5 separate regions of the Homo sapiens genome follow, and regions 1, 2, 3 and 5 are each linked to region 4. A link is a contact called in ENCODE Hi-C or POLR2A ChIA-PET data. All regions are on one chromosome and are shown on one strand. Each heading gives the region's core, a stretch centred on a gene start or an enhancer-like site at or near the end of the contact. The rest is flanking DNA. Distances are from core to core; before and after follow the strand shown.

Region 1 (5,727 bases), core at 1,637-4,136, 880 kb after region 4:
AGGCAGACTTTCCGGGAGGGCTTCATATGCATTGGCTCCATAAAGTTAACCTTAGTTCCTCAAAACTGTCTGTTCATATGTGATTTTATGTCTTATTCTCAGTTGGAAATGCAGAAATCACCTGTCTTCTGCGTCGATCAGGCTGGGAGCTGCAGACCGGAGCTGTTCCTATTCGGCCATCTTGGAATGGACCCCCATGTCTTATTCTCAAATAAAACATTTTGGTCAAAGCCTTGATTATCTAATCAATTTTTAAAATTATGTTCTGTTACAAAAAGGACAGATTCTTATCGAACCCATATAAAATAGTATATCACCATTGATACGGTTTGGATCTGTGTCCCCACTCAAATCTGATGTTCAATTGTAATCTCCCAGTGTTAGAGGTGAGGCCTAGGGGGAGGTGATTGGATCATGGGGACATTTTCTCATGAATGTTTTAGCACTGTCCCCTTGGTGCTGCTCTTGTGCTGGTCAGTGAGTTATCGTGAGATATGGTTGTTTAAAAGTGTGTAGCAGCTGGACATGGTGGCTCACACCTGTAATCCCAGCATTTTGGGAGGCCAAGGTGGGCAGATCACCTGAGGTCGGGAGTTCGAGACTAGCCTGACCAACATGGAGAAACCCCATCTCCACTAAAAATACAAAGTTAGCTGGGTGTGGTGGCGGGCGCCTGTAGTCCCAGTTACTCGGGAGGCTGAGGCCGGAGAATCGCTTGAACCCGGGAGGCCGAGGTTGCCGTGAGCCGAGATCGTGCCACTGCATTCCAGCCTGGGTAACAAGAGTGAAACTCCGTCTCAAAAAAAAAAAAAGAAAGTGTGTAGCACCTTCCCACTCTCTCTTTCTTCCTTCTGCTCTGAGTATGTGATGCGCCTCACTCTCCTTTTGCCTTCCACATGACCGGAAGTTTCCTGAGGTCTCCGGAGAAGCAGAAGCTGCCACGCTTCCTGTGCAGCCTGCAGAGCCGTGAGCCAATTAAACCTCTTTTCTTTATAAATTACCCAGTCTCAGGTATTTCTTTATGGCAAAGTGTGAACAGACTAATACAACCATGAACATAAAAATACTCAGTAATAGTTTCTGAATTATGGAAGGATTAGGAAAAAAGATAAATGTTCCATTTTTGTTATAGAAATGTATCTACTAAATTGTTACATATTATAGCTAACTTAAGAGAAAAAGAAAAGGGGTTCCTTATGTCCAGAAAATAGAACATTAAGAACAAGCAATGTTCCAAACAAAAAGCCATAAAAATTATACTCCTTCTTTAGTTGATTCAGTCCTATGTAATTAATTCTTGTTTTGCTTGATCATGGGTTAGCAGTTTCATGAACTCAACTAGAGTTTCGAAAACCCTCACTCAGTCCAGCAGTATGATATTCAAGTTTTTTAGGCCATGTCAGTATCAGATGGGGGCTGGGGAGGTTGATGGGTAGAAAATTATTAAGAGAAGTAATTACCAAGAAAAATATCAAGGGGAGGGGAATTCTTGCTAAACTGACTTTAACAGGATTCTTGCTGAAGGCAGACCAGTGTGGTCAGAGGTCAAGGTTGAGGGACTCTCACTAAATTGGCTTAGCAGGATCCCTGCTAAAACTGGACTAGGCAGGCTGAAGCCTGGGTCCAGGGATGAGTCCTGTTAAAAAGAGGGCTGAGAGGGGCCTTCTAAAGTTTGGTCACTGAGACTGTCTTTGTCAAGGGCCCTTCCTATGTAGTATTTATGACGGTATTTTGTCTGGCATTAATAGAGTTAATATTGTGTGCCTTTCACAGCAAATCAAAAAATATCAGAGCATTTAAGAGTATCAAGATATCATGTTGACCTTGGAACTGATAGCTTGAAGCAAAAAAATAAAAAAATTGCTGCTTAATTCCTCTGATAAGCTCTTGAAATAACTGAACTCTAACCCTGGTAACCGTCACCTACTTCACAAGGTTGATGGAAGGCACAGGTAAGAAGAGAAAGCCATAACTGTTTGAAGATGGGCAGATTCTGACCAAGACTCCAGACTGTAAGGCCAGGAAAGAGAGAGGGCTTTCCTAAGTCTTGAGCCCAGGTGTATGCCTGGATCCCCAGTCTGGGCTCTGGCAAGAGACAATCAAAGATCCCAGCAAAAATATTACACTGTTCCAATTCATGGTTAAAAATGTTGGCATAGGTAGTGGTATTTATCTCTGGGTTTTTAATTGACAACCAGGAGCAGCGAGTTAATATTGAAGAGCCCTATTCAGGAATGAATATACACACTCCAGGGGTGGTCTGTTGGAATTTGAAAGACTATTAAGAGGCTCCTCCTTTGGGAGGCCGAGGCAGGCAGATCAGGAGGTCAGGAGATCGAGACCATCCTGGCTAACATGGTGAAAACCCATCTCTACTAAAAATACAAAGAATTAGCTTGGTGTGGTGGCACACGCCTGTATTCCCAGCTACTCGGGAGACTGAGGCAGGAGAATCGCTTGAACCTGGGAGGTGGAGGTTGCAGTGAGCCGAGATCATATCACTGCACTCCAGCCTGGGCGACAGAGCTGGACTCGGTCTCAAAAAAAAAAAAAAAAAAAGAAGAAGCAGCTCCTGCTCTAGAGAGTCAGCTATAAGAACTTCCTCTATCCTCAATGAACACCAACAGCTTTGCTATCTGGCATAATGGATTTTAGGAGTCATTTTCATTGGTGAAGTAAGAGTTGTTCAAAATATTATGGGCTGACTGGAAGCACTGTATCAGATTGCATCTCCTTGCATAAACAGGGTATTATGACCTAGAAAGCCTAGTGGATAATGTATGCCCTTCCAAATGCTGTCTCTGGTTTGGGATTTGAATCAGGACTTGTATCCACAGCTCATAGAAAGGTTCCTGCACCTGACCCTGACTAGACATGAAGCTAAATCATGCTGTTCGAGTACTGTCACATCTGCCTTAAGTGAATCTGTTATGTAAGGCACCTGTCAGTGTGCCAGCAGAACAAAGCACCAGTACTTGGTTGAGTTTACAGAACTGGTTGTACCACGTTTTTGAGCCTGCTGGCTTCTAAATGTTTATTTTATGGCCGAATTCCGTCTGAGACTTGCTTTCATTGTAACATACCACCTGGTATGAAGCTGAGGAGACCTATAGCCCTCACCTACATCTATTATGGGCCCACATACATGTGTTTGTGTTTCTTAGCTTAGGGAGGTTTCAGAAGCCCCGAGGCTGGAGTAAAGCATGGTTACGGACTCTTGTTGTAGCAGAAATGTTGCTTACTGTCTTTCTATGACCCTTTGTATTTCTGTGTATTGGTTCTTCACCACTAATAATAAACCGCCTCAGTTCTTTTCTTAGAAGGACGTTGAACACTAACTATACGGCATTGAGCTAGGGATGAATTAAAGGGGAGCTCCCTGGAACTCCAGGAACTGTTTTCAAAATGTGCCTGTTTGTGTTTATATGGTAACGTTTGGCTGAATCCATTTCACCTTCTGAGTAACACTTAAGGCAAAGCTGAAATTCTTGCTGTCAACAAAACCCCCAAGACTACAATTTCTACCCAGCCTCTTTCAAAAAGCATGGAAAACCTCCTCCATTCCAGCTTATTTTTGCATTGAGGCTGGTATTTCATTTGTTTGTTCTTTCGCTTTCTTTAAGCACCACTGCCCAGCAGTGTGGCGTGAGTACTGCTTGCTTTCTGCTCCCAGTCTCACTTTTTTTTTTTTTTTTTTTTGAGACAGAGTTTTGCTTTGTCACCCAGGCTAGAGTGCAGTGGTGTGATCTTGGCTCACTGCAGCCTCCACCTCCTGGGTTCAAGTGATTCTCCTGCCTCAGCCTCCTGAGTAGCAGGGATTACAGGTGTGCACCACCACACCCAGCTAATTTTTGCATTTTTTGTAGAGATGAGGTTTCACCATGTTGGTCAAGCTGGCCTCAAACTCCTGACTTCAGGTGATCTGCCTGCCTCAGCCTCCCAAAGTGTTGGGATTATGGGCGTGAGCCACCTCGCCTGGCCCCAGTCTCTCATCTTTGTACCACACATATAACTTTGGTTTTGTAAGTAAGAAAATGCTTACTCCTTGCTGTTGACTACACTGTGAGATTCCTTTTGAGAACCCCACAAATAAAGTCAATACAACCATCAGGAATCCTTAGACTCATTAAAATTCCAGACCCTGTAAAAACAATATTTCCTGTTGAATCTCAACATGAACAAAGAGTGATCAACTGAGAGTCAAACGTGACTGTGGGATGAGTGAGTTTGGACATTAACCACATGATGTGTAGAGGAGGCACATCTCTTGTTGACACTCGCTTGTCCATGTGACACTTCTGCTTTCCTGACACGCACTCATGGATACCACGAGTGTGTGTGTCATGGGAAGTGCACGCCACCGAGCGGGCGCGGGGGCTGACCGGGCTGGGTCACTGCAGTGAAAAGTCATGTGGAAAAAGCTACCATTCATTTAATTGTTTTCACTTCTCACCTTGAACTCAGCTTTGTGACCACTCTGTGAAAACAAAACCAACACAGGTATCCTGCCACAGAATCGCCATGTGTTAAAAGATTCCACAGAGGTGTGACTGGACAGCAAACAGCGTTTTTCAGAGAGCTCCCTGTTAGTGGCAAAATGAACATTCCCTTAGGAGGGCAGATCCCTTTTCTCAAAAGGCCAGAGGATGGGGATGCGGAAGGGGGTTGACTGTCTGATTGGGATTTATGCCAGTGGAATGCAGCCAAGTTGTGCTTATAAAGGCCTTATTCTTCCTCAGGTCAGAGCAGTACTACTGGGAGAGCCAAGGCGCTTCTCTGGATGCACTCAACTACAGGGATCTTTCTTTTGTACATGCTTGAATATTTACCATTAGGTTTGATGTAGTGGAAAGACTCCTGGATTTGGAATCGGAAACTCTGAACGAGAAGACACTTATTTTGTCACGGTACGGGAGGAAATGTATCTTCCTTGCCCATCTCAGGTTCAGGGCTGAGGCCCATATAAGAAAAGACAGATTAAGAAGAGAAAAGTATACACATTTAGTTAATCTAAGTTTTACTTGACACGGGAACCTTCATAAGGAAATGACCCAGAGAAACAGTTCAGCCTGGCTTCTTTTGTACAACAGGTTTGACGAGAAGTGGCCAGGTGTGCGGAAACGTGATTGGGGAAAGAGTGTGGTCTGATGGGAATAAACTGGGGGAAACTGAGCAAGGCCTGTTTGTTCAGCTTCTTCTTTGTCTTCAGAAATAAGGATGTTCCCTTTCTCCGGGTCTAGGGAGGGCACCGCTCACAGGAGGGTCTTACGATGACCTGCTTCAGGAGAAGGTCAGAAAATCCTTCTTAGGTTTTACGACCTGATTCAGCAGGCAAGGTGAGGGGAAAGGTGAGAGGGAGCTTCTTGCACGTGCCATCTCTCAGATTCCTTCAGCTTAAGATATTCAGTGTGTCAAGGTACCACAGTTTGGGGTAGCATGTCCTGAACCCTGTCATTACTTAACCATTCTGAGCCTAGAGCTGTCTTTTGTAAAATGCAGATAATATCCCACGCCTTACAGGACAGTTCAATCAGAGGAATAAATAAAAGTGCCTATGCAGGTACCTGGAGCATAGTACATGCTCAATAAATGTTTTTGCTCTCAATCTAATTTTAAAATTAATTATATCGGTGTAATCCTTCCATAGCTCTTATTTAATTTTTATGTTTGACTCCCCAAGGAGGTTGTAAATACATCCTAGAGGGAAGGGACCTTAGATTATCTTTT
Region 2 (5,257 bases), core at 287-2,786, 940 kb before region 4:
CATTCTGAGCCTCGGATTCTTTTACTGTTAAATAGAGAAAACTTCTGCCACGGAAGTTATGAGACTCAAGAATTTGCATAGATAGAGGTATAGATGGACGTGTTCATACTGCCACAGACATCAGCGTAGACACACAGACACGTCCACATCTGTATGTCTGCAAACACAGGCAGCTCCTCACAGAGCTGTGCCTGACACACCTAAGCACACCTGCAAAATACAAGATTTTTTTTTCTTCTGGTGATACCACAGAAAAGAAAATTACTTTTGTAGAAAAGGCCATTAATCTCCTTAAATCAATGAACTGGAAAAAAAAATCCTTAGTTATCCTAAGAAGTGTGGTTATTAGGGTGAGGCCTGAGTATTAATGGAAGTTATACGAATTTCCCTGGTAATTCCATTAAACGTTGTACTAAAAGAATCCTAGAATTTGGACAGAGTAAAGCAGTGGTGCTCAGCCTTCTACCAAGGAAGGCGGGCTTGAGGGATGGTGGTGAGTGGGCGTAAGGGAGAGGAAGGAGGCAGCTGCCCCTAAGTAAGGGAGCTGCGTGCGTGAAAGGTCCTCCTAGCAGTGCTGAGCTGAGTCCCTTTCAGACCCCCTCGGTGCACCTGCCCTGCCGGCTCCCCTGAGAATCACAGCTGCACAGCTGCGGACAGAAGCGGATTCCCATGTGCAGTGGGAGTGGGGAACCACTTTTAAAGAAAGCAAAGAGGCTGGGCGCAGTGGCTCATGCCATGGGAGGCCCAGGCAGGCGGATCACAACGTCAGGAGTTCGAAACCAGCCTGGCCAACATGGTGAAACACCGTCTCTACTAAAAATACAAAAATTAACTGGGCATGGCGGTGCACACTTGTAATCCCAGCTACTCGGGAGGCTGAGACAGGAGTATTGCTTGAACCTGGTAGGCGGAGGTTGCAGTGAGCCGACATGGCACCACTGCACCTCAGCTTGAGTGACAGAGCAAGACTCTGTCTTAAAAAAAAAAAAGAGAGAAAAGGCCGGACGCGGTGGCTCACGCCTGTAATCCCAGCACTTTGGGAGGCCGAGACGGGCGGATCACGAGGTCAGGAGATCGAGACCATCCTGGCTAACACGGTGAAACCCCGTCTCTATTAAAAATACAAAAAATTAGCCGGGCGTGGTGGTGGGCGCCTGTGGTCCCAGCTACTCGGGAGGCTGAGGCAGGAGAATGGCGTGAACCCGGGAGGCGGAGCTTGCAGTGAGCCGAGATCGCGCCCCTGCACTCCAGCCTGGGCGACAGAGCGAGACTCCGTCTCAAAAAAAAAAAAAAAAAAAAAAAAGAGACAGAGAGAGAGAGAAAGCAAGCAAGCAAAAAACAACAACAACAACAACAAAACACCCAGCATAAACGAGGTAAAACAGAACACCCAAGGTGCTGCAGCCAGGTGGGCCTTAAAAAGGAGGGCTGTGTCCTGGGATCCACGGAGACCCTTGGAGGGAGGGGGAGGGAGGAGACTGGAGCCAGTGAGCTCCTGAGCAAGCTGGAGCAGTGGAGGCAGAGCTCGCCCAGCCAGAATCCCAGGCTCACACAGACAAAAGCAGTTCAGAGGCAACAGCGCCCCCAGCGGTAGGGGGTGAAGGTGAAATATCCGACTGGGAATACTGGCGGGGAGTTCTCTAATCACAGTGGCTGCCACAGCTTTTACTTTTCCAGCATTTCTTTCTTATTCAAGTCCTGAATTTCCGGCCATGGATACCATCCAAGAAGTCACAAGGAGCACACACCCGGAGAGCCGGCTGCAGGGTGGAAACAAGAAAACTGCGGGCAGCTAAGACGGGGCCAGAAGGTCACGAGGGAGTTCTGTTTTCCTCCACGGTTCGTGATCTATTATTTTCACATGTAACATGTACATGCTTTTACATGTATGTACATGTATGTATGCAATAGGTCATGCTTTTATAATTGGTAAAAATAATTTTGAATATAAGGAAGCAACTCTTCACTATAAACTGTAATTACAAGATTATCCAAAATATTCTGAGACATACGTCATCTCTCCAGGAATAAACGGAGCCCCTCTCCGTGGATGAGCCGGTGGTAGAGCTCTGTGTGGCCGACCCAGACCAAGAGGTGTGGGCTCCCGTGGGTGTATGGCTTCCGCTGGAGGAAAAGGATGACAAGGATTTGCTGCAGGAATGAACATGAGCAAAGAAATCACATTTGCTGGAAGGGCTTGGATGGCTAAGTGGCTTCACTTTTCTGAGCCTGCTTCCTCTTTCTTTCATTAAATATATTTATTAATTTCACAGTATACTAATTTTGAAATATTTTTACAGTGTGATGTTTACACTAGGTTAAAAATAAAACTGCATCTTACTTTTAGAAATTCATGGCCAGTCACTAACTTCCTTCCCACATTTGTTACGGGCATTTTGTGATTTTGTAATCTGAAGCAAGGTGAATTCTTACCAGGTATATTTATCAATGGCTTTCTGCACATTTCTTGTAAAATGCGTAGGTAAAGAATCTTTGCTCCTCACAGTAAAACCGTGCCTTCTACGTCCTTCTGACAGTCCTCTTCTGGAAATAAAATAAAACATGACGAGTCTCCCTAATGTAATAATATAGTTTTATTCATTAAGACTTTTAAAATTTCTCTTTTATACAAAGTTGCTCCTCTCGTTCTGCCACATCCCTCCAAACCCACCTGTGCATGAGCGCACACACACACACACACACACACACACACACACCCCATCCTGATGAAACTGAGACTTAGGATGTCATCATTTTTCTTTTTCTTAAAATCAAGGTTGCCATTAACCTATATGTACCTTTATGTGAACTGAAGACAACATCAACTTTTTGTGACTCAGCCAGAGAAGGAAAAGTTGCCCCAAACAGTTCACAGTATTTCAGGGATTTCAGGTCCCAGTTGTCCCTTGACCAGGGACAAGGGACTTACTTACAAAACCCAACCACTCCTCCAGTAAAAAAATCATTAATCCCATATTAATTAAGAAACATCAAATTCTTTAGACTCAGAAGCCACACAGACACCTAACTTGCTTTAATCTAGCATTGCTGTTTGTGGGTATACTGAGTTTTCAAGAGTTAGAAGATATTAAAATTTAATGAAGAACTAAAACAGAAGAAATATCTAGATGTTAAATAAACTATTAAGCCTAACTGGTGTAGCACAGTTCCTGTTAATCATTGAAATGTCCTTTCAATGAACCGCTTAAAACATTTACTTCCTCTAGTCAAAATATCTTCCTGATGTTTAATAATCAACAACTTCTGTTCTTCAATAGAAATCTTATTTTCCCTTACAAATAAAACATATATTAACATAAGATATGGTCATGAATCAGGAAAAACTTCAACTTTCAATATTTCTAGTTAGAACACCACTCTAAAATGCATTTTTAAAAAGTTTGCTTTTGCTTTCGATTATAAGGCTACCTAATTGATCTCAGCTCACTGCAACCTCCACCTCCTAGGTTCAAGTAATTCTCCTGCCTCAGCCTCCTGAGTAGCTGGGATTACAGGCGCCTGCCACCACGCCCAGCTAATTTTTGTATTTTTAGTAGAGACAGGGTTTCACCATGTTAGCCAGGCTGGTCTCGAACTCCTAACCTCAAGTGATCTACCCGCTTCGGCCTCCCAAAGTGCTGGGATTACAGGCATGAGCCACCACACCCAGCCAACAAAGAGAATTTTTAAAACAAAGTAATTACCATGTACAGATTGGCGAGAACATCTACCTTCCATAGATACGTCTCATGCAAGAGAGAATAATAGAATTATATGATTGTTTTTATTCTCTTTGTTGCTTAGGTATCTTACGGACAACCAGGTAACTCTGAGGATAAAGATGTTAAAGAAAGGGCCCCAGAGAAAAGAATAAAGGACACGCTTTATGCTGACAAACTGCTTTACCTTTAGCCCTCTTCAGTTGCTTTCAAGCCATTAATTATTTCTTGTTTACATGTGACTCAGTAACTTTTTAGGTAAACATACAAATACTAATGACATAAAATAACAACTAAAAGTTACATCAAATAGATTTGTTTTGAACACTAAGAAAAACATACTGGTATAGGAGTTAATATATGACTGAGAAATAATTTTAAAACTCAGCATGATGAATTAGCTAAAACATTGTTCTTTTGTGATACATATCTACAGAATAATAATGGGGGGTTCAAATTTGCTCTGCCACTGAGGCTTTAAGCAAGTTAACTTTTCCTCTCCTGAATTCAGTGTCCACATCTGTAGATAAAGTATATGAAGTGTCAGTCAGTGCTACATAAATCGGGTTTACCTGCTCACTGCTATTATTATTGTTATGTTATTATTATTACTTGACACAGGGTCTTGCTTTGCTCCACAGGCTAGAGTGCAGTGGCAGGATCACAGCTCACTGTAAGCTCGACCTCCAGGCCTCAAGTTATCCTCCCACCTTCAGCCTCTCTAGTAGCTGGGACTACAGGTGTCTACCACCATGCTTGGCTAACTTTTTAATGTTTTGTAGAGATGGGGTCTCACTATATTGCCCAAGCTGGTCTTGAACTCTTGGGCTCAAGTGATCCTCCTGCCTTGGCCTCCAAAACTGCTGGGACTATAGGCATGAGCCACCGCACTGTCCTCTCACTGCTATTATCATCATCACCTGCTACTCTACGAAGATGCTGTGTTCTTGTTTCTTTGGACCTCCCATAGCATTTTGTATTATATAGATCTTTTCACATTTTAACTTTTTGTTGTGACCTTGACACCTTATTCATCTTTTAAGCTAAGCACCTGAAATAACACTCGTCACACAAAAGATGCCCTCGGTTGAAAGACTCAAACGGCGAAGACGAAATTAGCAACTCAAATGCGGAACTCATTTTCACTACAGAATTACTCTGAATGTTTATGCCTGAAACATAGGATTACATCGTGACCTGACATGAAAATATTCCCCAGATTCAAGACACTATTGGATAACGTTTTACTCGTTAAAAAGTCACAGCTCTTCTTTGGGCAGCTGATATTCCCCCAAATGGTTTTCACCGCCAAACGGAGCATCTGCTCTGCTCAAGACGGTCTATCCTGCTTCTAGCTCCTCCTCCTGCTTTTGTGCAACTTTGAAGCCAAATTCAAAATGGGACGCATGCGAGTTTGTTTCAATGAATAATTTATTCCTCTAGGAAATTCACTCTTTTTCAGGGGAAAGGGTGGAAGCTCTTTTCAAATTAAGGAGAAAATTATTTACAAAACGGAGGAACTCATCTCTCTTCACATC
Region 3 (5,702 bases), core at 487-2,986, 930 kb after region 4:
TCTACCCGGCCCGGGAAGCATCAGGAGCCTGTCAGAGGGGACCTGGTGGCGGGCACCTGGATGGCAGAGGGAGGCGGACAACAGTTCCGGGACAGCGCGCTCCCATCTCCTGCTGTTTTGAGAGCCTCTTCCCCTGCTTCCTGCCCCAGAAAGCCCCATGCCTTCCTCGGGAAGGTCACTCACGGGTAAGCTCAGCATGGCTGTGACGGGTCTGGGTCCGGTGATGCTCAGCTTGGGAGACTCCAGAGAACCCGCACGTGGGGCCTAGTGCCCGCAGACACCCGTGGGGTCGGGGGTACTGTTTGCTCTCCAAGCCACCAGCCAGGTTGTGCACAACGCCAGGACAACTCTTCAGGGCTGAGACACGTGGCTTCCCTGGGCCCAGCACCTGGGCAGCACGTTCCGTGTGTATGCCCTGAAATCACACCAACGCATGCAGCCAACCCCGAGACTCAACCCCAAGGCCAGGACACGGGGCCAGTCCTGGAGCAGCACAACGGGGTGCCCAGCTGTGACCCTGCCTACCCGGAACCCTGAGTCTGGTGGCACTGGAGGCTCAGCATCACAATGATCCTTTCTTGTGTTACCAAAAAAAAAAAAAAAAAAAGTTTAACAAATACAGGCCATTGTTCTTACTTTTTAAAAAAAGGACTGACTGCTTAGGGGACTGCAGCCATTTAGCCCTGCCTGACCTCCAAGAGTGAAGGGGCAGAGTCCCCACCTGTCACCATCTGCAGGACAGCCATGCGCCGCTGCACTCTCTTTGGCTGAGAACCTCCAGCATTGGTTATAGGCCCCACTGTGGACCCAAAGTGAAACTCTGAAAATAGAAATAAAGCAGCTCATGCTCCAGCAAACAAATACTATGATTTCTGTCTACTGAAAGAAATGAGTAATCAACCTCTCAAAAGTCAGAATTCAACTACAGCATGTTCACAAAACCACTCACACTGCCCCCAGATGGGCACAGATGTTGACTCTGCATCTGTTCTAATTTTCCTCATGAACCTGTGCCCACTGGGGTAACAGGAAAAACAAACTGAACTGTGTTTAGCATGAGCTGGTAAACTTAGTCTGTTTGCAATGATAGAAACTACTCCAGCTTAAAACAAACACTCAGCCCCTTAGCAGAGACGTGCAGATGTTCGGATTTGATTGCCCTCTCCGGCTCCATGGCAAGGTGAGGCCTGTGCTCTGGATAGAGTGACCATCACAAATCATCTTCCAAGACGGGCACTTTTTTTTCATTTTTAGAAACAAGTGCCTGGTTTAGAATGCAATGCGTGTAAAAATAATGCAGTGCTGTCCGTGTCCCCAAACCATCCTCAGGTAACCGTGGTTAGCAGTGTCCTTCCAAATATGCTCCCTGCATAGAGGAACCTTGCACACATAGGTGAGCTTTTTCTCATTATTACTTGGAATTACAGCATGCATCTTATTCTATAATATTTATTTTTTAACCACTCAGGTCAGATCAATCCGAGATGTGTTTGAGAGAGAAAGAGGGCACTATTAATAATTATGCCAGTAGAGCAGGTGATGTTTGTTCACCCTAGTTAGAGAGGAGAGGTGTGGCTTAGGAAAACTCATGGCAGAGCAGACAGTGAGGCCCAGTTTGTATCCTGTATTGACATGCCAGTCTGTGCAACAAAGCGGCTGGGTTGGGCCGCTTCCTGCACTGTTGCCCTCTGAGGTGTGACTGGCCTCCTCTGGCCTTTTGGGGTGATGCACTGCAGACCACGGTGGAGTCTGAGGACCCGGAAAGTGTTTTCTGGTTTTGATGACTGATTCACACTAAGGCTTGTTTGAAGCCGTCTGAGATCTCTGTGTGCCAAGGCATCTCAGTATGGCTGTGTGCCCTTCATGTGGCTCGGGGAAACTGTCAGGACTCCAGGGTGCGACATGCAGGCCCCTGCACCCTACAGCCCCGCCTTGGGTTTAACTGTCATCCACTTGCACTGTTTTGGGTGTGGTGCTGAGCTGGAATTCTCTGGGACCAGAAACTTCCCCTTCCTCTGCCCAGAAAAGTGGACAATCAAGGTTCCCAGGCTCACTGATCTGGGTATTTCTAAAGCCTCTCTCTTCCTGCTTGAGAGCTGTTTCTGTCCTCAGAGAAGGGATAAACTGAAATCCCAGATTTTGTCATCCTTGATCTCCCTCTCTTTCCCTTCCTCCTGCAACCTCTCAGTTCCAGAAAATGCAGGCTGTCCATTTCCTCCAAGTCAGAACCTCCTGCTAAGGATGCCACTGAAGGACTGGAGGGATTTTTCTAAACTGATCCGGGCCTATGATGTGGGTCATCTAATTTGGTTTTTGACCTACTAAGAAAACCAGAAAACCCTCTCAATAGCAATCTGCTTTCCAGCTGATTATCTTACTACAGACATAAACAGAAATTCAACGTGATGGTCAGCGTTGAGCAGAGATGCCACGGTGTTGGTGGGTACTGCTTTTCCCCTGAAGCGCTCCACTCCAGTCTGTCAAAGGGCAGCAAGCCTCCAGTAGTTACAGAAATGGTAACATTGCCAAGATCTGCTTCATCCTTTGGCTGTTGAACGGGTGGCTTATGGCCCCTGAGCTCACGACAAGGAAAGAGAGAAAGAAAAGTGAAAAAGAGGGCCCCCACCACCTACCTACCTGCTGCTGTTCCAGCTCATCAAAAACAAAAGTCTAAAACAGTGGCTGGAAAGTACCTTGCATGATCCCTTCACAGAAACAATAGAGAGGAGCAGCTGCACAGGGACCACGGGACACCAGGCAGACATTCTCCCATTGCTTCTCCTGCCTTTAGCATCCTTTTATCTTGCTTCTCCCATAATCCAAGCATCAGATCCCATTTCCCTCTGAATTCTCCTACTTCTCCCAGCACTTTATAAAACCGAGTCCTGTCCCCAGAGCCCCAGGTCAGTGCTCCCGGCACACCCAGCAGGAAACAGCAGGGTGGGGGCCAGGCAGTGGGTGGAAGGGGCACAGGAGTGGGAGAAGGCAGGCCTGGGGCTGAATCTCGGTGCAAATGCGTGAACTGCAACAATTTATTTATTCCGAGTCTCAGTTTCCTTATTTGTAAAATAAGAATATTATCATCTACTTAATGGGCTGTGGGAGTTAAATATGCTCAGGAGTGTGTAACTGATTCTCTGTGAAGAAACCTGTCCTTGTGTGAAGAAGCCAACCATGCTTTTGTGAACAAATGTGCACCTGAAAGAGCCAATCCTTCAAGATAGATCCTGAGCTGCTAACTGGGCCTACGTTTATAACAGAGCCAAGCGGCCCTTTGCTGGCTAGAGGTCACAGATGTACTCTGAGTTCTGGGGAAACCTACACCTATGTTTAACTGTGGACTTTCAGAGCTTGCCTGAACCAACCAATCAGAGCTCCCCCACCTTGGCCAATCAGGGCCTAGCTGTGTCAACCAATCAAAACTCAGCTGCATTGATCAATCAGAACTAAGCAAGTTTGAATCATTTATTTGCATAAACAGACCTGATTTAGAACCTACAAAAGCCAAACCCTCTCTTTGTTCTCTGAAATGCACACCTTCCTTATACAGGAAGACAGTGTCTCCCCAGTTTGCAAACTGTTCACTGTAAGAAAGTGTCTTTCCTCCAAATTCCTTTTCAGAAAACTTTTGTTCAAACTTCAAACTATGTAGCTGCCCACAAGTGCCACAGCTGAGCTCTGGGGACATAGCTATGGCCTTTATTGCTGATTTTTTTTTTCCAGGGCACTGCCCGCACAATTTCAAAAACAGAATTTAATCCATGGGAACAGTTTTTATATCTAATTAAATGTGTTAGAGTTAATTGATGCGAGAAACAACAAATATGTTCAACTGCAAAGAGCTCGGAACCACGAGTTCAAAAGCCAGCTAAAAGCCCTACCCAATCTTATGACCTTGAGCAAGTCATCCAACTTCCTGAATGTTAGTTTCTTTATCTGCAAACACAGGGTCAGAACCAGAGAGTCTCTGAGCACCCCTCAGCTATACATGCCTTGATTTCTAATAACATCTAAGAATGCAGCTGGCTGTTTTTCCTTTTCTAATATTCTCTGGTCATTACTTGGATCACTGACTTTTGAGTCCTTTACTGAATATGAGACTGTAATTCCTGGTCCTCAGTTCCCCAGGTCCCCTAGTCCCTTCCATAGACACAACCCTCCAACTTCCCTTTTCAGTTCATACCTATAAGGAGGGTACGCTAATGAGAGCTGGGCAGACTCAGCTGAAAGATGAGCCCAGAGGCTCCCCATTACTTCAATCCCCTTGCTCTTTTTCTTCTCCTGAAAAGAAGCCATTCATACGCTCCCTGCCTTATACTACAATCATGCCATTTGAGAACGGTTCCAAACAGAGGCTCCTTGGCTCTTCTGACAAATCCATTCAAGACACTCTTTTAAACAGTAACCAGATTCTTGATTCATTAAAGACCCATATAGAAATGTTCCCACTAGTGTCTCCCTGTCACCGTGCCCCTGTCTGTCTTAGAAAGGGCCTCATGTGGCACTGTCTCCAACAGAGCATGCACTGGCTGGATAACTCCAACCCCATCTCCAAAGCTAAGAGGAGCTGAGATCATCAGCCAAGCAGGGTTCCTGAAGCTTCCTGTATGTAACATGAGAGTTGCAACAACAAAAATAATTTTAACAACTGCACTGAAGTGTTTTGCGGGCAGTTAGAAAAAAATGAATAATATAAATCTTGCCATTCAAAGTGAGGTCTAAGAACCCGTGGCATTGGCCATCATCCGAGAGTCTTTGAGGAACACAGAATCTTAGGCCTACTCCAGAATTACTGAATCAAAATCTGCATTTTATCAGAATCTGTAGGAGATTCCAGTGTACATTAACATTTGAAAAGCAGTGATCTAAAATACTGTAAAAGAAACTAGAGGAACTCTGTGTTGAAAAGTCAAGAACTTATGTTGCCAGCTCTCAAGTAAAACAATCTCCAAGAAAGGTATCGTTACATGTGAATTTAGATTCATTTTTTAAAAAGGTTTATTTTATTTTATTTTTCTAGAGACAAGGTCTCACTATGTTGCCCAGGCTGGAGTGTGGTGGCTATTTACAGGTTGGATCTCACTACTTATCAGCACAGAATTCTTATCTGTTCTATTTTAACCTGGGCAGGTTCAACCCTCCTTAGGCTACCTGGTGGTTCCCCACTCCCAGAAGGTCACCATATTGATGCTGAACTTAGTGCAGACACCCAGTGGACATAGCACACTACAGCCCAGAACTCTTGGGCTCAAGCCAACCTTCCTCCCTTAGCCTCCTGAGTAGTTGGGAATACAGGCATGTGCCACCACACCTGGCATACATTCATATACTGTACGATAGAGACAAGTATACAAAGATCCTCTTCTCTTCCTCTTGCCTTTTAATGGTAATGGGAAGAGCTGTAGATATAAAAAAGCTTAGTGTAGGCAAAGAGACGCTAGAAGGTTTCCTTAGGTGGAAAAGAAAAAAATCATAAAATTGGAAAGGAAGAAAGGAAAAAGATGAAAAATGTTGGCAGAGCAGCTTCTGGGATGAATGAAATTTAATAAACCTTTGCTGAGATGGGTTATGACTTTGCTCTCTGCTTTTGGAGTTGATTTTATTTTATTTTTTTTAGATATAATGGCACATGGAAGTGTGTCATAAAGTGGGAGAAAAAGTGCAAGAATTCCTCAAGACCCATATGTAAGGTTTTCTATAAT
Region 4 (5,194 bases), core at 1,886-4,385:
ACTGACTGTAGATATTTTATACTACACCACATGCTTCTGCTTCCCACTCTTCCATTCATAAAGAAGAGAACATTTAAAAAGCACACACAGCCAGGCACGGTGGCTCACGCCGATAATTCTAGCCCTTTGGGAGGCTGAGGCAGGAGGATCACTTGAGGACCCTGTCTCTACAAAAACTTAGCCAGGCGTGGTGGCTTGCACGACAGAGCAGACCCTGTCTCAAAGCAAAAAAAAAAAAAAACACACACACACACACACACACACACACATCACACAAATTATTGGAAATACAGCACTAGAGGCTTGAGTAAACAGTACCAGTACTACAAAGAAAATAGAATTTTATGTGAATGACATGTATTTCAGTTCTAAGCAATATATAACTTAGAATGTAATTTCCTAATGCACTTAAAAAATTTAAAAAAAAATTTTTTTTTTTTTAAGAGGCAGGGTTAGGCCAGGCACAGTGGCTCACGCCTGTAATCCTAACACTTTCCGAGGCTGAGGAGGGCGGATCATTTGAGCTCAGGAGTTCAAGACCAGCCTAGGCAACATGGTGAAACCTGTGCCCAGCCCCTAATGCACTTAATTTCTTATTTAAGGCTATTTTAGGAATTCAAGGACAAAAATAATTACCAATATTCATTTTCCTTAGATTATACTTCCCCTCTTCTATTACCTGAAATCTTCGGGTAGTATTCATGAGAGATTTATACATGCTGCTTCATTTTCTCTGTCACCTTTAAAATACTATTTTCTCCAACTCCTCTACTAAACAATCTTTCTAGATGATAATCCACGTTTTACCTACCCAGAGGTGCCAGTGAGCTGGGAGATTTGCGGGAATGCATTTTCCAGGAAACAGAGTGCTAACCCACAACAGGAGGCTTTCAATGCCCTGGGAGATGGTCTGCAATACCAGGACTTTGATCTTGACCTAACCCTCTAAACTTCCTTCCCTCACCTACTAGTCCCTCTTCATCTCTTACCTCTTAATCACTGTTTCAAAAGCATTTATCACTATCCCACAGTATTTATTTATTGCCTGCTCCCCCATAAGATCTCCAGAGAGCAGGATATTTATGTGTCCTGTTGATTCAAACTCAGCTTCCAAAACAGTACCTGGCTCACACAAGATGCTCAATAAATATTTACCGAATGAATTATAACATCTTACAGTACTCAAGAACTAAGACATATTTTATTGATCAACAAACAAACTAGTAAAATCTCAGGGTCCTTACTTGCCATGGTAGAAAAAAAGAGGAGAGACATATCTGCTCCGCAACTCCTGCTAAATGAGATATGAAAAACGGATGGCTAAGTGGAGATTTTGTAAGAGAAACCAACTTTACTAATTTTTGAGACCACTTCTAAAAACAGGAGTTGCCTGCTCCTTAATATACTGCCTTGTTTATCAGCCTACTGAGCGAAATGTCTGTTACCTACTAATGCCTTCCGCCATTATCTCAGCGCTGCATTCTGAACTAACACACTCAGAGTAGTTTGGTGAAGTGTGGTGCTTTCTTTTAAAATAAAGGAGTGAGCAGGTCATGTGATAAGCAAATACAAACCCTGGGGACAAATGATCATTAACAAATATTCTTATGAAGTTGAGCCACTGCCATTTATCTTACCCCAAAGCGCTTGGGCAATTTCATTAGAATGATGGTATCACTCAGTCAAGCAGTGAGTGTTAAGCTGGGATAGAATAAAGTTCCCTTTAAAGGATTATGAGAAGGAATGTGGAAGAAAGATGGGGCAGTGGGTTTGGCACTGAAGAAGAGAAGCGCTCATTTAAAACACTGTTCTTTCCTACATTCCCTAACCCCCGCCCTAGTGTCCCACAGCGCGCTGAGGATGGCTTTCCTTTTGTTGCAAACCAGTGATTTCTGGCATCCCCCTTCCAAATCACAGAAGCCAGCGGGGACTGCACAACTATAATACGTATCCGCATGGTGGAAGGCAGGATAGGGTGGTGGGAAGGGTACGCGGGCTTGGGGGTGAGGCGCTGGGCCAGGGACCGAAGCAAGTTTCCTCATCGGCAAACGGTCATAAAGTTGCCTCCCACCGAGAACGGCCAGAAGAACCAAGCGGATCGCCAGGACCGTGCGCAGAGCCTGCACGTAGCGAACGCTGTGATTCCCTTCTTCCCCTCCCACGGCAAGCGACACCGAAGGTCTGGGGACACCCTTAGGGTTGTGACTGAGGATGGTTGTCGAGTGACTACAGAGCCCAGTAAATAACGCGCATCTCCTCCAGCACCGCGGAGCGCGGAGCCCGGAGCCCGGAGCCCGCCGCGCGCGGGCGCCGGGGAACGCTCGCGTCCACGGCCGGGCCCGCAGCCCAGCCCCCTGGCTCCCGGCTTCCCGCTTCGACAAGGGCATGCCGCGGCCCCCCGGAGCTCGGGGCGCGGGAGCTGGCACCGGAAGCGGGGAGGGCCGGCGGAGCTGGGCGGCCAGGAGTCGGGTACTTACCCCCGGCGGGCGGCGGGCGGCTGAGGTCGCGGCCAGCCGGCTCCAGGCGGCGGCGAAGTCGGGCGGCTGGGCGCGCGGGCTCCGGCAGACGAGGGCAAACAGGATCCCCAGCAGGAAGGCGGCCGCCGCGCAGCTCAGGTACAGGCTGAGCCTGAACAGGACGGAGCTCAGCCCCGCGGCCCCCGCCGCCTCCCCGCTGCCGGGCCCCAGGAAGGAGAGGGCCACGGCGGCGAGTGCGGCCACCGCCACGGGCTTCCACCAGCTCCGGCCGCCCGGGGCCCCCGGCGCCGCCGCTGCTGCTGCCTCCGCGTCCCCCGGGGACTCCGGCCGCCGCTCGCCCCTGAAGCCCGAGACAGGACGGCCGCCGGCGCCTGCGGCCCGCGCGGGGCTGGGGCCGGCGCCGCCACTGTCGGTCGCATCGGGGTGCATGCTGCTTCCTGGGCCGCTAAGGACAGGCACATCTCCTGCCCCCCGGTCCCCCGCCGGCGCTCCGGAGGCAGGGGGAGCCCGCGCTCATGCCTCGCCCGCGGCCCACCGAGGGAGCGGCCCCCGCAGACGCCGCCGGGCCCCTCTCGGCGACCCCTCAGCGCCGCCACCAGGCGCTGGGCCCGTAGCTGCCGGGCCGGGCGCAGCCAGGGAGCCCCACCGTGTTGTGACTGAAGCCTGGCCAGCCTGACGCGGGCGGGGCGGGGCCGCCCTGAAGTGCGTGTCGGGCGGGGCCCGGAGCCACCGCGGCCGCTGAGTGACAGCCGGGAGGCGCCCACCCACAGCGCGGGGGCGGGGTCCGGGCCGGGGCCCCACGGGGAGAGGGCGCGACCCAGCGCGGTGCACACCTCTCTTTCCCACGCTCCCCTCCTCCTCTACAGGATGCCGTCTGTTCATGGAAAATTTTGCTGCAGGTGTCAGCGGCGCTGGTAATTCCTGAGCTCAGGTGATCCCGTAATTCTCCCTCTCCGCTCATCACTGACGAGTAACCTCTTCGCTTTGCTTACAGCCGGCAAACATTTCTGCCTGGTTTTCACTCGCTATTTAAATAGGCAACCGTTCCCGAGACTCCCTGTCACAGTTTCTAACGACCTTCCCTTTCCCACCCTGCCGCCTTAGGGAAGGAATCAGACACGTGCGGTGGAGTAAGTGAAGCCTGCAATTCCTAGCTATGGAAAGGTCCAAAGAAGTCGGCCTGGTGCAACAGGGTGCACGCAGCTGCCCATAATCACTTTGGCTCCACTTCTGGTTTTTGTTTTGTTTTGTTTTGTTTTTTGTTTTTTACCAACTATTCAGTTCAAATGCTATCAGCCACGCAAAGGAACGTGGTCCAAATAATTTTTAGAGTATATATTTGCCTTTTCTTCTGTCATAGTCCCAGCCAGTAATATACAGATAACGCTTGCTAAGTAGATGCCAATATGCTACTTAAACACTGGCAATTACTGCTAAGACTAATAAAGAAGCAGATGTAGCTTTTGCTTTTAGTATCAATTGGTATTCATGGGCATTTCATTCTTTCTTTCTTTCTTTTTTTCTTTTTTTTTGAGACGGAGTCTCTGTTGCCCAGGCTGGAGTGCAGTGGGGCGATCTCGGCTCACTGCAATCTCTGCTTCCTGGGTTCAAGCCATTCTCCTGGCTCAGCCTCCCGAGTAGCTGGGATTACAGGCACGCACCACCACACCTAGCAAATTTTTGTATTTTTAGTAGAGACGGGGTTTCACCATATTAGCCAGGATGGTCTCAATCTCCTGACCTCGTGATCCGCCTGCCTCAGCCTCCCAAAGTGCTGGGATTATAGGTGTAAGCCACCGCGCCCGGCCTCATTTCATTCTTTCTTAAACCTTCTAAGTCAGAAATGAAGAGTGCCTCATGCTAGATGTGACTTTGCCATGCCAAGGGGATGATCAAAATAAGTTACCAGTTTCCTTTCTCCTCCTTTTTTAAGAAAATAGGGGCGGGCACGGTGGCTCACGCCTGTAATCCCTACACTTTCGGAGGCTGAGGCGGGCAGATCATGAAGTTAGGAGTTCAAGACTAGCCTGGCCAACATAGTGAAACTTGAACCCCGGAGGTGGAGGTCGCAGTGAGCCGACATCGCGCCATTGCACTCCAGCTTGGGCAACAGAGTGAGACTTCGTCTCAAAAATAAAATAAAATAAATAAAGCAGTATGATTAATTTTGAAGAAGCCCTTTTGCCTCTAAAATAGTTGTTAATTTTCACCCAATTGGAGCCCCTCAAAGTGTACCCTACCAACCCAAATTATTCAAATAAAGCACAGTGGCTTGTTATCAACAACAACCAAATCTATGTTTTTTGATCATTTACATGCCGAGGACTGTATTCTGAATTCTTTATGATAAATTTAAATTAATTTTTCAATTTTAGCCCTAGCTCACCATAATAGTAACTAACAGCACTTACTGTGTGCCAGATACTATTCTAAGGACCAAACATACTTCATTTAATCTTCCCAGCAACCCCGATGGATACCATTATCTCCATCTACACAGCGGGGAACTGAAGCACAGGAGGTAAGATGACATGCTCAACATTGCAAAGCTAATCAATAACAGAACTAGGATTTAGTTGTTACTCCATGTGGTCCAGCTTCAGAGCTTGTGCATTGAATCGCTATGCCATGATGCTTCCTAAGAATTCTCTGATTTACTCATCTCATATTACAGAAGAGAAAAAAAAAGGTTAAATTCTTGATCCTGATCTGCATTC
Region 5 (5,913 bases), core at 1,688-4,187, 520 kb before region 4:
GGCTCCAGAGAAGCACGGGATGGGCCCTTGCTCCAATGTCACTGTTCGCTGTTTCGGGGCCAGTGGGCGGACCCCCGCTGGCCTGCTGGCTCCCAGGCCTCCTGGCTCTCTCTTTCTGAAATCATCACACTCAAGGGTTATCTGGATTTTACCACCACCACATATCACTCATCTAACTCAGCATGGAGAAACTTACCCAAATCTATCTCCCCAAAAGCAAATTTATTTAGCTCTCTTACCCCTTCAAGTAGCACTGGTGCAGTCTTTGGATTGCAAAAGAAGAGACACCTAGAGGCTCTGTTTGAGCCACTGTATCAGTTTCTAGAGCGCTGCAACAAAGTGCAACCAATTGGGTGGCTTGAAACAACAGAAATCTATTGTCTCACACTCTACGTGGGGGTGTAGAAGTCTGAGATCAAGGTGTCAGCAGGGCCGGGTTGCCTGTGAAGGCTCCAGCAGCGAATCCTTCCTCACTTCTTCCCACTTCTGGTGGTTGCTGGCAGTCCTTGGCTTATGGCAGCATCACCCATCTCTGCCTGCATTGTCTCGCAATGTTCTTTCTATGGATCTGTCTCCAAATCTCTCTCTCCATGTAAGAATACCAGTCATTGGATTTAGGGCTCACTTTTCTCCAGTATGACCTCAATTAACTGGATTACATCTGTAAAGATCCTGTTTCCAAATAAGATCGCTCTCACAGGTACTGGGGGTGAGGAAGGACTTCAACATACCTTTTTGGGGAACACCACTTGCCCGCAATAGCTACTTTTGGATATTGGGTCATCTCTAAGCAAGAAGCAGCTCCAAATTGTCTACTGTAAGCTCAACACACAGCCTTTGGTTCCCAAACCCAACACTCATCCCTTCCCACATCTGCAGAACTGACCCACTCTGCAGGGGCCCCAGGAGGGGGCCTAATGTCTGTGGGGCAGGACTGACCCATGTGGTCCAGGCTATTTCTGAGTAAAGCCAGAACCCAGAGGACTAATAACCCCTCACAGTCACATAGGCACTTTGGTCTCCCTGAGAAATCATGAACCTCTAAAACCCTGGAAAATATCTATATGAATATCCACATAAGCCTGGAACTTACTTTTTCCTAAGTACTATGATCATGCTTGTAATAGGTGACTCTTCTCTGACACTCTCTCGGTCACACTTTGATGCTCTTCCTATTCACACATGCTATTGAGATTATCTTCCAAGGGAATGAGTTTTTCTAAAGCCTGATGTGTCCTCTTGATTGTTCTGACTTTGGAGAGTGACGGAATGCCTGGGAGTTTACTTATTCTCATGCACATAATTGAGAAGATCACCCATCTCCACTGAACTTTCCATCTTCTACTGATGCATTACTTTCAAAAGGAAAGGGTTAACTTCCTCAGTAGTAAATCAGGTTTCACATGTGCATATTTTGCAAAAAAGGAGGTCAGATATTGGAGCACAGACATCAGATTTTGAAATTTATTATCCACAAGTTACAATAATAATTTTGTGATACTCTTTGTCCTCCATCTGCACACTGATTTGATTGTATATCTAGAGTGAGACAGAGAAACAGACATATATATATATATATATATATATATATATATATATATATATAGAGAGAGAGAGAGAGAGAGAGAGAGAGAGAGAGAAAGAGAGAGACAGGCAGGGAGGGAGGGAAAGAGATAGGCAGGGAGGAAGAGAGAGAGACAGGCGGGGAGGGAGGGAGAGAGATAGGGAGGGAGGGAGAGAGACAGGCAGGGAGGGAGGGAGAGAGACAGGCAGGGAGGGAGGGAGAGAGGCAGGGAGGGAGGGAGAGAGATAGGGAGGGAGAGAGATAGGCAGGGAGGGAGAGAGATAGGCAGGGAGGGAGAGAGAGAGATAGGCAGGGAGGGAGGGAGAGAGGGAAGGAGAGAGATAGGCAGGGAGGGAGGGAGAGAGGCAGGGAGAGAGGGAGGGGGAGAGAGATAGGCAGGGAGGGAGGGAGAGAGACAGGCAGGGAGGGAGGGAGAGAGACAGGCAGGGAGGGAGGGAGGGGGAGAGAACACTTTCTAAAAGCCAGTGCTTGGTTATTGCATCAGAGAATCTCACTGAAAAAATAAATTCCAAGAGGCTTAGTTAGGTATGGCAGGGCAAAGATATTTTATAAATATTTTGGCAAGTAGAGACAAGAGAAAATGATGCGTGAGGTATTTTCAATAGAAGCCAATTGAGCTTCCTCATTTGCATGAAGCATCTGAGCTGTTTTCCTAAGTTCCAGTTCCTCCTCCTCAGGTGGGCAGCCTTACAGCCTCTGCATTTGACTCTGTCAAGATGAGACTGTAGTAAAGTGAGCTCTTTGTATCATTGATGAAAGAAAGAAAGGATTTAAATTAACCATTGGGACTGAGTTAAAATAAAATAAAGCTATAAAAAGATCATGGCTGCTTGACCATGAGAAAAACCTAGAAAATAGTCATTTGCATGAGTCATTTGTTCCCCGAGAACAGCATTCTGTTGAATGGTGTCCATGAGGAAAATGCTCAAATAGATACCATTGGTTTTTTAAAAAATTATTTCATCAGTAACAATGCAATTTGGGTACAGCCTGATCTGCAGCTACGTCAGGCTGCAGCCTTTTGAGGCTTCACAATGGCTGATACATACTCACCTGTTCCCAGCAGGCAGCCAGGTACCTGGATGTCCAGCTCCAAAGGCACAGCTGCATTTAACGCCTGGACCTGCCCAAGTCTGTGACCTCTGGGACTCTAGGGGCTGACCTGTTCCCTTGTTCTAGCTCTGGGATAGCCCAGTGCAAACTTACTACTGCAACCCGGTTGTCCTCTCCATGGCCTGCAGCTGTTCACCCAAGGAGTGCCTGAGCATCCTTTCTTGGAGGAACTACAAAGAGACTCGCTCAAGGACTTCCTGTCAGCAGCAGAAATGCTGAGTCATCAGTATTCTGTTACAGTTCATTGAAAGCAGTGCTGACAGTGGTGCGGCCAGATGGACAATAGTGAGAGCTCCAGGGCCCCAGCTCAGTGCTGCACACAATGGGTGACACCAAAGAAAAGCTTTTATTAAAATAATACAGTCTATAATGAAGAAATTAAATTTTACAAAACTTCAACCCACTCTCCAGATGATTAAATGAATTATTAGGAATATTTCTTTTCCAAAAAAAAAAAAAAAAAAGAAAGTATATTGACCTTTAAAAAAAAAAAATTAGAATTACACTTTCCTGGTTTGTACCTTGTACTTGCACATCATTGTTTGGAGAATATTTTTCCATATCATTAAAACATTCTTTGAAAATGTAAACTTCACAGATCGAGACCATCCTGGCTAACACAGTGAAACCCCGTCTCTACTAAAAATACAAAAAATTAGCCAGGTGCCGTGGCAGGCACCTGTAGTCCCAGCTACTCGGGAGGCTGAGGCAGGAGAATGGCGTGAACCCGGGAGGCGGAGCTTGCAGTGAGCCGAGATGGCTCTACTGCACTCCAGTCTGGGCGATAGAGCAAGACTCCATCTCAAAAAAAAAGAAAAAAGAAAATGTAAACTTCACTAGCTACAGAAGGAATTAGACAGTAAATAAGTAAATTACAATACACCCCAATGACAGAATACGAAACATTGATATCTAATGTTAGAGCCAAAAGTTCTTCTACACTGCGTGTTATATTTTTCTCACTTCCCTGAAAAAAAATTACATAAGTTGTACTGTACAAGAAATGTTTTCTTTTCTCTCTACAAAGTAGATCATGATAATTCTAAACTTAGGCAGAACCATCTGGAATCTGAGTCATTAGACTAAGTAGAAAGAAAAAGAGGAAAAGTAATGAAGCACTCCCCCAGGAAACTGAAGAGCTGTACTATTCCTTGTCTTTCACAGAGTAGAAATTAGGGAATCTGAGCAAATGTTAGACTGGATGATTTTCTGGAACTAACTGACCTCGAGTACACAGATCCACGTGGCTACAGAACTGTGGTCATCACTAGACTGGACAGTGAGGAGTGTTCTCCCCACATCAGCTCCATAAGGACGAAGCAGGCAGAGGAGGCCCTGAGAGTCTAGTTCCCCTTGTTACTTATTCAGAAAATGGAAATACGGATGGAAACCCTGTCTATAGTTCCTTACAGGGCAGTCCTCTGAAACCGGGGATTTGCTGAGCGGGCCCAGAAAGAGATGAGTAGAAAGTTAATGAAAAAACTAGATTTTCTCTCATTTTAAAATATGCAGACTTAAAAGTTAGTAGCACATTACCCTGAACAAGAGTTTTACTTGTTGAATACCAGTGGAACTTATACTTCACCACATAAGGAAATAAAGGAAAGTGGGAAATAAGAAGCAATTTCTATGACTCAGAGATCTGCCCTTCCTGTAGGAAGATGAACAACCGCCATTTATAGAATTCTTCTCATGTGCCCATTCACTGTGCTAAATGCATTACATCTATGATTTAATCCTCACAACAACCACTGGCAAATAGGTATTTTGTCATCCTATTTGACAGCTAAGGAAGAAGAGATGGAAGGGCTGACTTCATTCATTCTTCCACTTACTCCCCTCAGAAAACATGCATTTGGCTCCTCGTGTGCACCCAGCACAGTTCCAGGGCTGGAGATGCCACTGGCAGCAAGGCCATCATCTCTGCCCCTCAGGGAGCAAATGGCACATGCAGCTGGGGTTTGCATCTGGTCTGCCTGGCTCCAAAGCACTGAAACCAAACACTAAATGGGCGATTTAATGAGAAACCTGGGAGATGTCACCCTGGGAGAGAAGAAAATAGCATTGCATCTTAATTAATTTTCTCCCTGATCTGAGAATCGCCATGATTAACTTTAGAATTAGGAACGACTCCGATTAAAATAATGAGTGCTCCTGCGCATCCTTTTGTGATGACAGGTGAACACAGAAGGCATTCAGTTAACCAGATTTAGAAACAAGAGCCTGTGGTTTTGCTGCTTCACCAGAAATCATCTTACCGACCACCATGCTTACACAAAACAAATGGAGAAAGAAGTATTACCAGTTTTCATCCAGAGCATAAGAGATAAGAGCCATCAAGATTACTAGAGCTAGATGGAATGGCAAAGACAGGACCCTAGCAAAATACTTCCAACTGATTCCCATCCAGAAATACAGGGGTTTTTGGGGCAAGCCAAAAGCCTTAATCAACCCTACAGTCAGGTGAAAACATTTGCCTAAGTAACAGACGGTAGAACCAGAGCTTGAAAGCATGGAGTCCTGGTCAGGTTCTGTCCAGCACGCTACTCAGTGGACTTTCTCGGGGAGCACAGTCACTGGTTTTGCATAAAACCTTCCAGGCTCCATAATGGAAGGGAGAACCTTAGCTGAATCGAGTTCTTGGGCAGGCTGGATAGACCCGCAGACTCAGAAAGCAAGCACTGGGTTTTCACAATAGAAATATGTTTTTGAACATTCTAATAATCACCACAAAAGTTATTCTCCATGAGTTTACTGAAAAAAATCAATTATAAGAAATTGACCATGTATAGTTTTAAGTGTTTTTCAATGTCTAACTCCTAGTCAAGGATTATACCATAAGGATGGGTTTAATCATAAAAGCCAACCATATTCCAGTGAAAGTCATCAAAGAAAACATAAAATCTGTCTGGAGCAGATTCAGGGACAAACATTAATCAGTAACTCAAAACAGTGATTAAGGTGCATTTTTCTGAAGCTTTATTTTTTCTGAACAAGCTGTTTATCTTGATTTATGTTAAAATGTGTAGCAAACCTGGTCGTATCAAAATAAAATAAGCCTAATCATGGGACATTTTTGTAAATCATGCTTTTTGTTACAAAATGGTTTAATAACCTTGATAAATAGGGCTGGTTTCCTAATGAAAGCCTATTTATTTACAGAAGCTTGTTGAAATGAAGTTAATAATGTCTTCAGGCTTTTCTTTTTTAATGTA

What was found. Hi-C counts contacts between places; a loop is a spot of excess contacts on that map. ChIA-PET counts read pairs that join two places held with the same protein, here RNA polymerase II (POLR2A). Pooled maps may share reads with other maps.
Region 1: a loop to region 4 is called in a pooled map, with 2.4 times the contacts of the local background. The contact joins the enhancer-like site here to the promoter of SNX25 in region 4. A Hi-C loop is called at or near these places in 1 of 37 single-sample maps with no recorded cell type and 2 of 50 pooled maps. POLR2A ChIA-PET finds 5 or more read pairs at or near these places in 1 of 52 experiments (GM12878).
Region 2: a map with no recorded cell type shows a loop between it and region 4 (8-fold over the local background). The contact joins the enhancer-like site here to the promoter of SNX25 in region 4. A Hi-C loop is called at or near these places in 3 of 37 single-sample maps with no recorded cell type and 5 of 50 pooled maps.
Region 3: a loop to region 4 is called in a map of OCI-LY7, with 3 times the contacts of the local background. The contact joins the enhancer-like site here to the promoter of SNX25 in region 4. A Hi-C loop is called at or near these places in 1 of 168 maps with a recorded cell type or tissue (OCI-LY7), 12 of 37 single-sample maps with no recorded cell type and 5 of 50 pooled maps. POLR2A ChIA-PET finds 5 or more read pairs at or near these places in 1 of 52 experiments (HepG2).
Region 5: a map of sigmoid colon shows a loop between it and region 4 (2.8-fold over the local background). The contact joins the enhancer-like site here to the promoter of SNX25 in region 4. A Hi-C loop is called at or near these places in 1 of 168 maps with a recorded cell type or tissue (sigmoid colon), 4 of 37 single-sample maps with no recorded cell type and 5 of 50 pooled maps.

What each region holds. Positions count from the first base shown.
Region 1 is chr4:184,328,795-184,334,521 of GRCh38, reverse strand. No RefSeq gene overlaps it. Among named protein-coding and RNA genes, the nearest start is that of MYL12BP2, 17 kb to the right of the region's middle. Within about 2 kb of position 2,886, at least 20 of the 41 ENCODE cell types and tissues checked have a DNase peak (open chromatin) inside an H3K27ac peak, as active enhancers do; they include GM12878, where a contact is called at or near this core.
Region 2 is chr4:186,146,460-186,151,716 of GRCh38, reverse strand. FAM149A (family with sequence similarity 149 member A) reads right to left here. Exons shown (of 14, transcript NM_001395294.1): 2 at 2,434-2,544; 3 at 2,013-2,151. Among named protein-coding and RNA genes, the nearest start is that of FLJ38576, 42 kb to the left of the region's middle. RefSeq lists a silencer at 1,584-1,779 and an enhancer at 1,798-2,997. Within about 2 kb of position 1,536, at least 9 of the 41 ENCODE cell types and tissues checked have a DNase peak (open chromatin) inside an H3K27ac peak, as active enhancers do.
Region 3 is chr4:184,278,550-184,284,251 of GRCh38, reverse strand. It overlaps LOC105377582 (a long non-coding RNA gene), which reads left to right. Exons shown (of 6, transcript XR_939552.3): 2 at 5,618-5,702. It also overlaps the pseudogene RN7SL28P. Among named protein-coding and RNA genes, the nearest start is that of MYL12BP2, 33 kb to the left of the region's middle. RefSeq lists enhancers at 457-576, 717-976, 1,377-1,426, 2,377-2,526, 2,547-2,616 and 2 more. Within about 2 kb of position 1,736, at least 15 of the 41 ENCODE cell types and tissues checked have a DNase peak (open chromatin) inside an H3K27ac peak, as active enhancers do; they include OCI-LY7, where a contact is called at or near this core.
Region 4 is chr4:185,207,539-185,212,732 of GRCh38, reverse strand. SNX25 (sorting nexin 25) reads right to left here and starts at 3,135. Exons shown (of 19, transcript NM_001378034.2): 1 at 2,478-3,135. The coding sequence starts at 2,906. It also overlaps a transcript of CFAP97 not described here. RefSeq lists silencers at 2,327-2,516, 2,587-2,746, 2,857-3,436.
Region 5 is chr4:185,727,560-185,733,472 of GRCh38, reverse strand. The region is part of intron 3 of SORBS2 (sorbin and SH3 domain containing 2); the gene reads left to right. Among named protein-coding and RNA genes, the nearest start is that of SORBS2, 82 kb to the left of the region's middle. RefSeq lists a silencer at 3,895-4,092. Within about 2 kb of position 2,937, at least 8 of the 41 ENCODE cell types and tissues checked have a DNase peak (open chromatin) inside an H3K27ac peak, as active enhancers do; they include sigmoid colon, where a contact is called at or near this core.